2 separate regions of the Homo sapiens genome follow, and region 1 is linked to region 2. A link is a contact called in ENCODE Hi-C data. All regions are on one chromosome and are shown on one strand. Each heading gives the region's core, a stretch centred on a gene start or an enhancer-like site at or near the end of the contact. The rest is flanking DNA. Distances are from core to core; before and after follow the strand shown.

Region 1 (6,014 bases), core at 776-3,275, 610 kb before region 2:
CTCCCAAGTAGCTGGGATTATAGGCACGTGCCACCATGCCCGGCTAATTTTCATACTTTTAGTAGAGAGAGGGTTTCACCATGTTGGCCAGGCTGGTCTCAAACTCCTGACCTCAGGCGATCTGCCCACCTCGGCCTCCCAACGTACTGGGATTACAGGCGTGAGCCACTGCACCTGCCCGTGGAAAGTTGTTATGTAAAATGATTACAGTTTATAAATAACAAAGACTTTGGTCAGCCATCTGCCATCATATTAATAATGGCTGTGTTTGAAAGTGGTATTATGGGCAATTCTGATTTTTTCCTACTTTTCTGCACTTTTATATTAAGTTGATTTACTTGAAAATGAAAAGAAAAATGATCACAAAGGCTGGGCTCGGTGGCTCACACCTGTAATCCCAGCACTTTGGGAGGCTGAGGCGGGTGGATTACCTGAGGTCAGGAGTTTGAGAACAGCCTGGCCAACATGGTGAAACCCCGTCTCTGCTAAAAATACAAAAAATTAGCCAGGTGTGGTGGCAGGTGCCTGTAATCATGGCTGCCTGGGAGGCTGAGGCAGGAGAATCGCTTGAACCTGGGAGGCGGAGGTTGCAGTCAGCCAAGATCATGCCACTGCACTCCAGCCTGGGCAACAAAGCGAGACTCTGTCTCAAAAAAAAAAAAAAAAAAAAAGAAAAGAAAAATGATCACAAAGTATCGCTCAAAACATAACAACTTTAATGGAAATAAAAATACAAGAAGAGAAACATTTGCTCATAAAGCGCTACCCCTAAGAAATCATACAGCCCTGTTCTTCCCTCTTCCCTTGGAACCCTTATCTATGGGAATACATAATTTGTAGGTAGTTTTGAACAAATGATCCAATTTTACAATGAAACATGAATATTTGAAATCTGACACTGAGGAGAGAATTAAGGAGGCTGTGGTACTTTTTAAAAAAATTTTTGTTTATTTATTTTTTTAGACAGAGTCTCACTCTATGGCCCAGGCTGGAGTGCAGTGGTGCTATCTCAACTCACTGCAACCTCCACCTCCTGGGTTCAAGCGATTCTTTTGCCTCAGCGTCTTGAGTAGCTGGTATTACAGGCGCCCGCCACCACACCTAGCTAATTTTTTGTATTTTTAGTAGAGATGTGGTTTCACCCTGTTGGCCAGGCTGGTAGCAAATTAAAGAGAGTAGTAAAACATTATATGTTGCCAGTAAATTAGCTGGAGTCGTTCTGCAGTTCAGGGTGATTGAGGTATCTCCAGTGGGTCATTGCTATAAGCACTGGGCAGTGTGAGTCCTGGCCTCACATTTGGTAGCAGGCCTTCTGTATCTGTCAACCCCCCAGGCCGGCCTCTCAGCCCTCAATGAAAGAAAGCTAATTGTAGAGTCAAGAATATGACCTGCTATAATGGTTCGATCCTGGGAGAAGGGACTCCACAGCCTGGTGAGGACCCCTCTCACCACCTCTGAGGATCAGCAAGTCTTTGAAGGTCAGTACCAAGTGGTGGTTAAGACCTGGACTGTGGATCCAGATGTGCCTGGATTCAACCCTGGCTGTAGACATTAGGCATGTTATTAACTTCTCTGAGCCTCAGTTTCCCTAGCTGTGAAATCAGAGTCACTGTGAAGACTGAATGAGAAAACTCACACGTGTGGTTCCTGGCCCAGAACAAATCTTCAACCAGTGGTTATAACTATTACTCTGTGTGTCTAGCCTATATCTTTTCTGCTGCAGTGAAAGTTAGTTATTCGATGAAAGGGAGCAACCCACTGAGGGGGATGGTCTGGGTGCCTGGATGCTGTGGTCAATGGGTCGGCATCACACCCAGCACCCTGCCCAACACAGACACCGCCCCCACCCCCCCACCCATAGCTGCTGCCACTGCCTTCCTAAGAACAGTGACTTCCTGTTTTCTAAGTTTTTACCCTGCAATGTCATCACCAGTTGTGCCTGAGCCTGGGGGTGGAGCTGGCAGCAGCAGGACTCAGGGCTCAAAGTTGGGGACTCAAAGGAAGGAAGGTTGGCGAGTAGAAAGCTGGCCACTCCTACCTGGATCATGAGCTACTGTGATTCATATTGATTCCATCAGTGCCTACAAACTGAGCGCTTACCAGGTACCAAGCCCTTCCCATTTGAGTGTCACACACCCTGGGAGGTCGCTGTGATTACTCAGTGATTACACAGTAGCAACACCAGGACTTGGATTGCAGTTGTCGCCTTCGTAGGATTCATTCTTACCTGCCGTGCTTCCTATCAAAGTGGAAACAAGCTGGACGGGGGTGAGGTTTGAAAGGCTGCCCTATAGAAATTGGAGGATCTGTGTGATTTGTGCTTCTGAAGGCAGAACTAGGTTCAAAGTTTTTTTTTTAACTCTGAAAATTAGAGCTCTCCACCAGTGATTGCTGGGTGCTGAGCTTCCTGTCACCAGAGATATTCAAGCAGAGGCCAGAAGTGCCTACCAAAGAAGAAACTCCTGAAAGAGGTGGGAAGCTCTCTATATGACAGGAACCCCAGAGGCACTGGGATAAGGTAGATTGAGAAGGGACTTTGCATCAGATGCACTCAGAAAATCTCTAGCCATGTGACCTATTGGAGCTGCAACGTCATTATCTGCAAAATAGAATTGGTAATAATTCTGCCCGTATTGTGCAAGGTTGTTCTGAGGATTAAGCCAGATCATGCAAGTGCAAAGAGCTCTCTAAACTGTATGCTTCATGCATGTGTTACATCATTATCATTTTGTGAAGTGAGGAGTTCTCAGAAAGTCTACACACTACTGAGCTCCCACTGTGTGCCAGGCACTTTGTACACACCCATTATCTCTTTTTATTTTTTTTGAGACGGAGTCCCACTCTGTTGTCCAGGCTGGAGTGTAGTGGCGTAATCTCCGCTTACTGCAAGCTCCACCTCCTGGGTTCACACCATTCTCCTGCCTCAGCCTCCTGAGCAGCTGGGACCACAGGTGCCTGCCACCACGCCCGGCTAATTTTTTTGTATTTTTTAGTAGAGACGGGGTTTCACCATGTTAGCCAGGATGGTCTCGATCTCCTGACCTCATGATCCGCCCGCCTCGGCCTCCCAAAGTGCTGGGATTATAGGCGTGAGCCACCGCGCCTGGCCCCCATTATCTGTTTTTATCTTCAAACACCCCTGAAGAGTGGGTATCCCCATCCTGGGCTGGGAAACCTGGCCAGGTTCTGTCCCCAACCGTGGCATGATGGTGTGGGAGGTCAGAGGGCCATCCCCTGCTGTCACTCCTTGTACCTGCAGAGCCTCTTAGCATGCGCCACTGTGCAGGGCACCCCACAAACTTTACCTCATTTCTCTGCACCCGTGAAATCGGTCTTGTCAAAGCCCTTCTGCAGATAGGAGAATTGACGCTCAGAGAGGTTAAGAAAACTGTTCCAAAACAAGCCAATAATGGGGCAGATTCCACATTTGAGTCTTAGAGTCTTTCTGACTCAAAGACTTATTATGTTCTTTGCTCTTCTCTAAGCCTGTGATGTGCGGGTGAGGAGGGAAAGGTGCAAATGAAACTATAAGGCACCATCTGTGCTTGCCAGAGCCAGTGGTGGGGGGCGGACTTGAAGTGGAACGTTTACAAGCCGTTGTGACTAAGTGTCAAAAGTGGGCAAAATGGCAAGGGCTGTGAAATCAGAGGTAGGTGGAAACTCCGGATCCTGAGCCCATAGGTCAGCTGCATCGAAGCCATAAGGCTAAGAGAAGTACCTGGAGTCAGGAGACCCAGGAATTCCCTTCCAGCTTTGCCACTAACCTGCAGGTGTCCTTGGTGAAGTTGCTTCATTCCTCTGATCTCAGTTTATCCACCTGTGAATTGGGCCCAAAAGTAGCCCCCTGTTTGTCTCCTGGCACTCATAAGAATCTAACTCCATCAGACACAGGAAGTCACTTTAAAAGTAGAAATTAGAGTTCAAATGAGAAGAATCCTTATTAGTTGGATGTGAGTAAGTCCCGCAGATGCCCAGCTCCGAAACAGGATTTGCTGGAGAAGGAGGTTGACTGCAGGGGAAAGGGCACCAGCGTGTATTTTCAGCCTCAGGGTATGGCAGGACCAGGTTGATTAAGGCCTGATCCCTGTTAGCAGAAGTTCATAGTCTGGCTCAGAGACAGACAGACAAACAACGCAATTCAAGTAAATCTCACCCAGAGAAACCAGATTCTGTAAGGATAGGTGCGTCTCCCCCAGGGTGCACTCTGGGGCTCCAGAATCTTCCTGTTAGTGGTCAGTACCATGAGACTTCCTGAATTCAGGGCTTTTTTTTTAATGAAGATGACAAAAGGCTACAAAGGGATGGCGAGGCTCACTGTCACTAATTAGACTCACAACACTTAGATACAATGACCCGTATGCCTAGATACTCTGTGATCATCTTTGGCTGCCCCCAGCCTCCTCTGAGCATCTCACATGGCCTATTCCTGGGATCTTGCTACAGGGCAGGAAGGTTCCAACTTATCGTGCATGGGCTTAAAGTAGAAATCATGGCAGTAACAATAGGTGGCAAAATGGAACACATACCCTTATGGGGTCCTTCACCCCATAAGAATTATTTTATTTTATCCTCACCCCATAAGAAGTATCATATTTGGCCAGGCACGGTGGCTCATGCCTGTAATCCGAGCACTTTGGGAGGCCGAGGCGGGCAGATCACTTGAGGTCAGGAGTTTGAGACCAGCCTGACCAACATGGCAAAACCCCATCTCTACTAAAATTACAAAAATTAGCAGGGCATCGTGGTGTGCACCTGTAATCCCAGCCACTTGGGAGGCTGAGGCAGGAGAATCACTTGAACCTGGGAGGCAGAGGTTGCAGTGAGCTGAGGTCATGCCATTGCACTCCAGCCTGGGCAACAGAGTGAGACTCCACTTAAAAAAAAAAAAAAGTATCGTATTTAACCCTCACCACCATCTAATGAGACAGGTAGTGTTGTTATCCCCATTTTACAGATGAGAAAACGAAGGCTTAGAGAAGTTCCATAATACACAGTTCAGAAGTACAGTGTATAAGAAGGACCAAAGCTTTAATTTTATTGCATCTGTTTGACAGAAATTTACATTTGTTGTAGGGTATGGCTGCATCTCTACAGAAGGCAGGGCTTCCCTCTCACATGCTGTGGCCCCTGTAATGATGCAGGTCTGAATCTCAATCCATTCATGGCCATGCAGTGAAGTCCCCATGCCCAGGTTCCACTCCAGGCCACTTAAGTCAGAGCCTCAGGGGAGAGGGCGGTGGATTGAGAGTCTGTGTGAGAATGCTCTATTAGTCTCTGGGGCTCCTTTCAGATGCTGAGGTTCTCCTGGGTGCTGTACTCTTGGGTAGGGATCAGGAACATTAAATAAAACAGCTTCTCCACTTTTACAGAAAAGTAGCTACCATGTAATACCCTGAAACCTCCTAGGAAGCAGCTGCTGGTCCCTTTGGGATGGAATTGGTAGAAATACGAAGAAGCCACAGGAGCGCGCACAGGGAAGAAGCCAGGACCAAGTAGAGAGTGGCGATGCGGTGCCTTTGAGCTGGCATCCTGCAAAACTGTCTGTTGTCCAGGGAAGCTCCTACACCTTGTGTGCGGCCTCAAGAGCTAAGACTTAAGCCCCATGAGGGCAGGGACTCAGAAGACTCGACCCAAATATCAGACATCATTGTCTTTTGATTCTCATCACAACCCTTAAGGTAGATATGATTACCCTCCATTTAATAGATGAGGTAACTGAGGCCCAGAGAGGGAAGTGACTTGTCCAAAACCACACAGCTAGTAAGTGGCAAGAGAAGTACTCGAACCCACCTGCACGCAATCCAGAGTTCATTCCATTTCAATAGTTCCCGGCACAGAGCAGATGCCCAATGAATATTTAATTAATTGCGTAACTGAATCAGGTCCTGCATCCCTGCATGGAGCTTTCTGGGCCATGACTGTCTTCCTCAGGCCCATCTCTCCCAGCACAGGTATAGTGGGACCGAGGAGAGGAGGGTCCTACACAGGGAATTATGTTGGGGTTAATATCCTCT
Region 2 (5,750 bases), core at 315-2,814:
CCTCTAGTTCCCGGCTCTGAATCTCTTCTTCCTCTTCCTCTTCTTTCAGGCTCAAATTGAGAGGGTAGGCTGTGGACTCCATCTCTGCAAGCAAGATTCAGGTTCAGAAAAACCAGGTGTCACTGTGACCTCCCCAAAGCCTATGATGGGGGAGGCTGAGCCACATACAAACCTCTTTAGCCCCAAGCACTGTTCCCGCTGGAGGGAAGTAAGGAAACAAGAGTCGGCCAGGAAGCTACAGGGTGACATGTTTAATTATGATAAGAGAGGCTGTGGGTAGATAACGTATCTGGCTGCCTTCAAATATTTAAAAAGCTATCTGGGGAAGAGAACCCAGACTGGTTTGTAGAGACTGGACGGCAGAACAGAGGCCGGCCAGTGGATAAATACTCCTGGAAAAGGTTTTAAGCAGTGAGAAAGGCAGTACTTTCTCACAGCCAGTGCCACCCAAACAGGAATCAGAGGCAGGGGAAAGGTGCTGATTTCCTATCAGTGAAGGTGTCTGAACACAGATTGGACACTTACTCAACTGGAATGGGTGCTAGAAGCCAGTTAAGCATGGGCGGAGCGGTTGGCTCAGTAGGCCCATTGCCTGGATTTTCCAAATTCAAAGGTTCTGTCCACGAGCTGGTTCAGAAAATAGGGTCATTCTACCTTAAGGGACTTTGCAAACGCAGGAGTCAGTGAAACATAGTGAGGGTTATGCCTGGATACCCAAAAAGGTGCAGAAATCGGCTGGGGCCCACCCCGACAGGGAAATAACCCATTGCCTCTGGGCTGCAAATTCTCTATTCGCTGACTCTTGGCCAGTACAAAGGGCCGCACTCCTGCCCTCTATGGGCGCGGGCAATTCCTAGGTGTGGAGTGCGGATGCATCTTGAGGGCTGCATCGGGGAACCTCCAAAGAAAAGATCCCTCTGGAGTTCAAAGTCGGTTCCTTCGATATTTCCAAAAAAGATAGGCGAACGCGGCATGGATGGGTCTAGGCTTCAGATGCCTGCAGCTGGGGCCCGAACTTGGCGGCGGTCTCCCTGCCGGCTCCGGGGCAGAGGTGGGAGGGGCCGCCTCCCCGCGCTAAGGTGCCGCAACCAGGGCCGCCGCCCGCCCTGCCCCGCCTGCGCCACCGCCGCCGCGCCCCCGGGCGCGTTCGGATTTCTCCAGCCATCTTGCCCCATTTCCCTTTCTCCGCGGAACCGCGCCGGGAGCGCTTCCGCTGCCCCCTCCGCCCGGCCCGCCTCCCCACCTGGCCCCCTCCCGGCCCCAGCGCACCTGCCGGGCGGCGAGAGCCGGCGCCGCCCGCCTCCCCGGCGGGCCCGCAACAAAGGCGGCGGCGGCGGCGGCGCAGCCTCGGCGCCCCCGCCTCTGCCGCGGCCCAGCCGCCCGGGACCCGGGGGAGGGGCCGCGCCGCCGCCGCCCCCGCCCGCGCGCACTCACCGCCGGGCCCAGCGGCCAGGGCGCGGGGTGGGGACGCGAGGGCTCCGGCCCGGCTGTCACAGCGCCATCCTTTCCGCCTCTCCGTCCTCCCGTGCGCGCGGCCCCTCGGGAGGGAGCGGGGAGGACACGTGGTGGGAGGAGGGAGGGTCCGGCCCGGAGCTGAGGGTGTTGGGAGGCGAGGGGAGGAGCGCGGCTGATGTCAGCAGGCCTCGGCGGCGCCGGGGGACGGCGCCCGCGCGAGCTCCGGGGCCCTCCTCTAGGCGCGGCTTCCGGCCGGTCCGGGCAGTCCCTGGCGGGCCTGGGTAGCCGTGCCCTCGGCCTTCCCCGCCCCGCCCGATGCAGGCCGCTTCCAGTGCTGCGTGTGACCTCGGCGTGGACGAGGCAGGAAGAGCCCAGATTGATTTTAACCGAGCGTAGCGTGGGCGCACAGTTCCATGTGCTCATTTGCAGTCACCAGCGGGTTGCACTTGCTTGGACGAGCTCTCCAGGCGTTCTCGCCGTGCTTCAGGCAATGAAAGGCTAGACCGGCAAGAGCGTGTAGGGGCATGAGGAGGGGTCTTTGGGGAAGAGTATTCGTATTCTGGCAGCGGGCTCCTGTCCAGAACTTCGTCATATACATGGAGAAGGAACTTCCTGATTTTTGTAGCTGTTGCTTAATATCCCAAGCATGTAATTCCTTGGATGAAGTGGGTGTATAGAAGGACCTTTCTTCTCCAAAACGTCCAAAGGAGTTGTTTACTCTCAGCTCTGTGGGCAATACAACAAAAGTGACCTGAGAAGCCCTGAAGCCCTTTTCATTCCAGAAAAAGATTCTGGGTATGGGTTTTTGTTGAGAACTTGTTGAAGAAAAAATTATTCTGACACTTGTTAAAACAGTAAGGAAGACTTTATACAGGGTTATTGCTATAGGTGTAAAGATGATCACACTGGGGGGAGAGATGAGGTCTAACACGGAATACAGTAAGGACAGCTGGGGATGTATAGCCAAGGAGCAGAACGAAGGGGTCAGTAGATGGAAAGTTACTGATACGAGACATCAAGCACCTAGAGGGATTCTTGCTGAACCCACTTAACAGGATTCTTGCTGAAGGCAGGCTAGGGCGATCAGATATCAAGGGTGGGGGAATGAGAAATTTGATCAGATATCCAGGGTGATCAGATATCAAGGGTGGTGATTTCTCTCTAACCTAACTTAGCAGGGTTCTTGCTAAAATAGAGCTGGGCAGGCCAAAGGTTCGGGGTGAGTGGTCAGGGGACCAGGGTGGAGGCCTGCTGAAGAAGAGGACTTAAGCCTGATTAAACTTTGGTCAAGGAAAGAGTCCGTCAAACTCTTCAGATTGTCTCTGAGACCTGAATATCTGTTGGAAAAGACCTGTCTTTCCAAGTTTTTGTGGCCACTACTACTTACATGTGAATTTTACTTCTCTCAGTCATGGGAGAGGTCACTGTGCACTGTGCTCTTAACACGTAAAATGTAGCATGACATAACGTACACATCTTGGAAGTGCAATCACGGTGACAACCCAAGACCGTAGAAGATCTAATCTGTGGGTGGAAAAGATCGTTCAAATATTGGGAGGGAGGCTAGAATTTACTTTTTTGTTTTAATGAACAATTATTTTTGTGTAAAAGTAAGTATTTGTAGAACAGGAGTGACATGTTAGTTTGAATTGATTGACATTGCCCTCTTAATTTTTCTGAGGAAATGGCAGATTCAAACAGAAAGTGAGGAGGACATTAGGAAGGGAGAAGAGTAATAGGGATGTTGCTGGCACCCCAGCATCTTAGAAAAGAAATTAATACAGTTTTGAGATAGACACACACACACACACACACACAGACACACACACACGAAAAACCCTACTATGTTAGAGTTTTAGTCTCTGAGAGCCCTAATGTTCTCATGGGCTTGGATTAGGTGTCCCTGGGAAGAAATTAAGAGTGACCCACCCGAATTCTTGACTTTGAGCCCACAGCCCCATGATCTCAATTACTGTTAGAGGATCTTAGAGGATCCACCTTTTTACGGGTCTGTAATTGCTAACAAGACTTACTCTAGGAGCAACGTGCTGGCCTAGGCACAATACACTACAGACTCATGTTTAAGTGGTTTTCTAAGTCATTGTGCTTCTCTTTGCTGGTGTTTCATCTGCAAAAAGAGAGTTGAACCATATATTGTCCTAACATTCTCTCAGCTCTGTTATTGTTCCCATTCTCCATAAGACTTTATCTGAGTCTGAATGGGGAGTGATTGAAGCCAGTCTTTGAGACAGTGCATTACTCTGGTAATTCAATAGGATGAGTTTCTCTTAGTTGGTGGCTAATATCAGCCGAACATCCATTTAATCAACATAATAGTTCTTTAATGATGCTGTTGGTCTGACTTCATCCTTCCTCCTATTGAATTATTATAGTACCCAAACTATAGGAATTCCAAAGAGCCTCAAATTTTACAAAATACTCATTTCTAACTGTAGTGTTCCCTGGTGAATACACATTTCTGATTTCCTTCAGCAGAGGCCCCATGGCCAGGTCAATATAGCCACGGGCCCACATACGTCTGTTCCTCGGGGACCGCTGTAGACTGAAGTAATAGTCTTGGTACTTTGTGTCCCTGTGGTAGTGTTATAAGCCACACCTTTGCTGAAGTGTCATGTGCAGAATGTACTTCAATGCACCTTCACTTGGCCTGCTTCTATGGTGAGCTTCAGCCAATGGAATGTGGGAGGAAGTGACTGTGTGTGAGTCCTGAGTCCTAAGAGGCCTCAGAAGTTTCTCTTTGCACCTCTGGGAGCTTTTGATCTCTGCTATGACAAAAGCATGCTTAAGTAGTCACTGCCCCTCCAACTTAGGCATCAGAAGGAGGCATGTGTTACAGAGCTATCCTTGCTAATATGAAGACCAGTGACCATTAGAAGAGATTATTGTTGTTTTAAGCTACTGAGTTCTGGGGTGCCTTGTTATAGAGCAATTTTAAGGGTGTAGCTTATTGAGATGATGACAAGAGGCAACCTTGGCCTTAGGGCTCCCAGTCTTGGCCCTCAAGGAGTTGCTCTGAAGCAGGAGAAGGAGAATTGACCATTTTGTGGTACATATCCTCAGGTATGTGGACAAGGAAATCCTAGATGGGGAGGAAAGGAGGAGAGAACCAAATGGGGAAGGAGCATCACTGCTGACTGTATCTTTCTCTTTCCTGGGATTCTGGCACTTCAGAGGAAGAGCAAGATATGAGCCCTAGCCCTAGAAATTACCCCATAAGAAGCCAGGCATGCTGGCTTGTATCTGTAATCCCAGCTACTCAGGAGGCTGTAGGAGGATTGCTTGAGGCCAGGAGTTCAAAACCAGCCTGAGCAACATAGTGAGACCCTATCTGTTTTCAAAAATATTACCCAATAAAGCCAGAAGTTATTCCTGGGACATCTTGATAAAATGGTAAGGAAAATCCTGCTCTGGTCAGTTCCTTGGAAGGACTTAGAAGTTCTTGGAGAGGAGGTGTGTTGTTAGAGCACCTCAGAGAGTTAAGGAACACTCAGTGGTTTCTTTAGAAGAGGAAAGGGAATTATAACACTTAGGGTCATACTATTATAGCTACTGTAACAAACAGACCCCAAATGCATAAAGGCACAAACACAACAGAAGTGTGGTTGATGTAATAGTCCAGCGTGTTTCTGCCACAGGTGACTCCTGATGCCGTGATTTAGGATCCGTGTTCCTTCTGTCTTTTGGCTTTGTCGCCACCTGGGGCCTGTGGTTTTCTCCATCTGCCAGAGTGAAGGGGAGAGAAAACAAAGAAGGCACAACCTTTTCTTGCCCCTACAGTGACACATGTCTCTTTTATTCACATTCCATTGGTTGGGATCAGTTACATGGTCACACCTGTATGAGAGAAGTTTGGAAAATGTGTGTGTTATCTCTATATAGAAGGGGAGTAGAGGGAGGGAGGGGAGGAAGGAGGGAGGGAGGAAGGGAGGGAGAGAGAGAGAAGAAGGAGAAGGAGGAGAAGGAGAAGAAGCAGAAGCAGAAGAAGGAGGAGGAAGGAAGGAAGAAGAAGAAAGAAGAAGAAGGGAATTGGCTCATGTGATTATGGAGGCTGAGTCTCATAGTGTGCTGTCTGCAATTTGGAGAGGCAGGAAAGCTGGGTGTTATAATTCAACCTGAGTGTGAAGGCCTGAGAACCAGGAGCTCCAGTGTCTGAGGGCAAGAGAAGATGGACACCCAGCTCAATAAAAACTTTTTGTTCTGTTCAGACCCTTAGTGGATTGGGTGATACCTGCCTATGTTGGTGAGGGCGAATTCAAATACTAATCTCTTCCAGA

The links. Hi-C counts contacts between places; a loop is a spot of excess contacts on that map. Pooled maps may share reads with other maps.
Region 1: a loop to region 2 is called in a map of ascending aorta, with 2.4 times the contacts of the local background. The contact joins the enhancer-like site here to the promoter of POGK in region 2. A Hi-C loop is called at or near these places in 2 of 168 maps with a recorded cell type or tissue (ascending aorta and posterior cingulate gyrus) and 6 of 50 pooled maps.

The regions. Positions count from the first base shown.
Region 1 is chr1:167,443,807-167,449,820 of GRCh38, reverse strand. All of the region lies in intron 1 of CD247 (CD247 molecule), which reads left to right. Among named protein-coding and RNA genes, the nearest start is that of CD247, 72 kb to the left of the region's middle. Within about 2 kb of position 2,025, at least 12 of the 41 ENCODE cell types and tissues checked have a DNase peak (open chromatin) inside an H3K27ac peak, as active enhancers do.
Region 2 is chr1:166,835,289-166,841,038 of GRCh38, reverse strand. It overlaps POGK (pogo transposable element derived with KRAB domain), which reads right to left and starts at 1,564. Exons shown (of 6, transcript NM_017542.5): 1 at 1,435-1,564; 2 at 1-84. The coding sequence starts at 82. RefSeq lists silencers at 1,039-1,278, 1,379-1,808.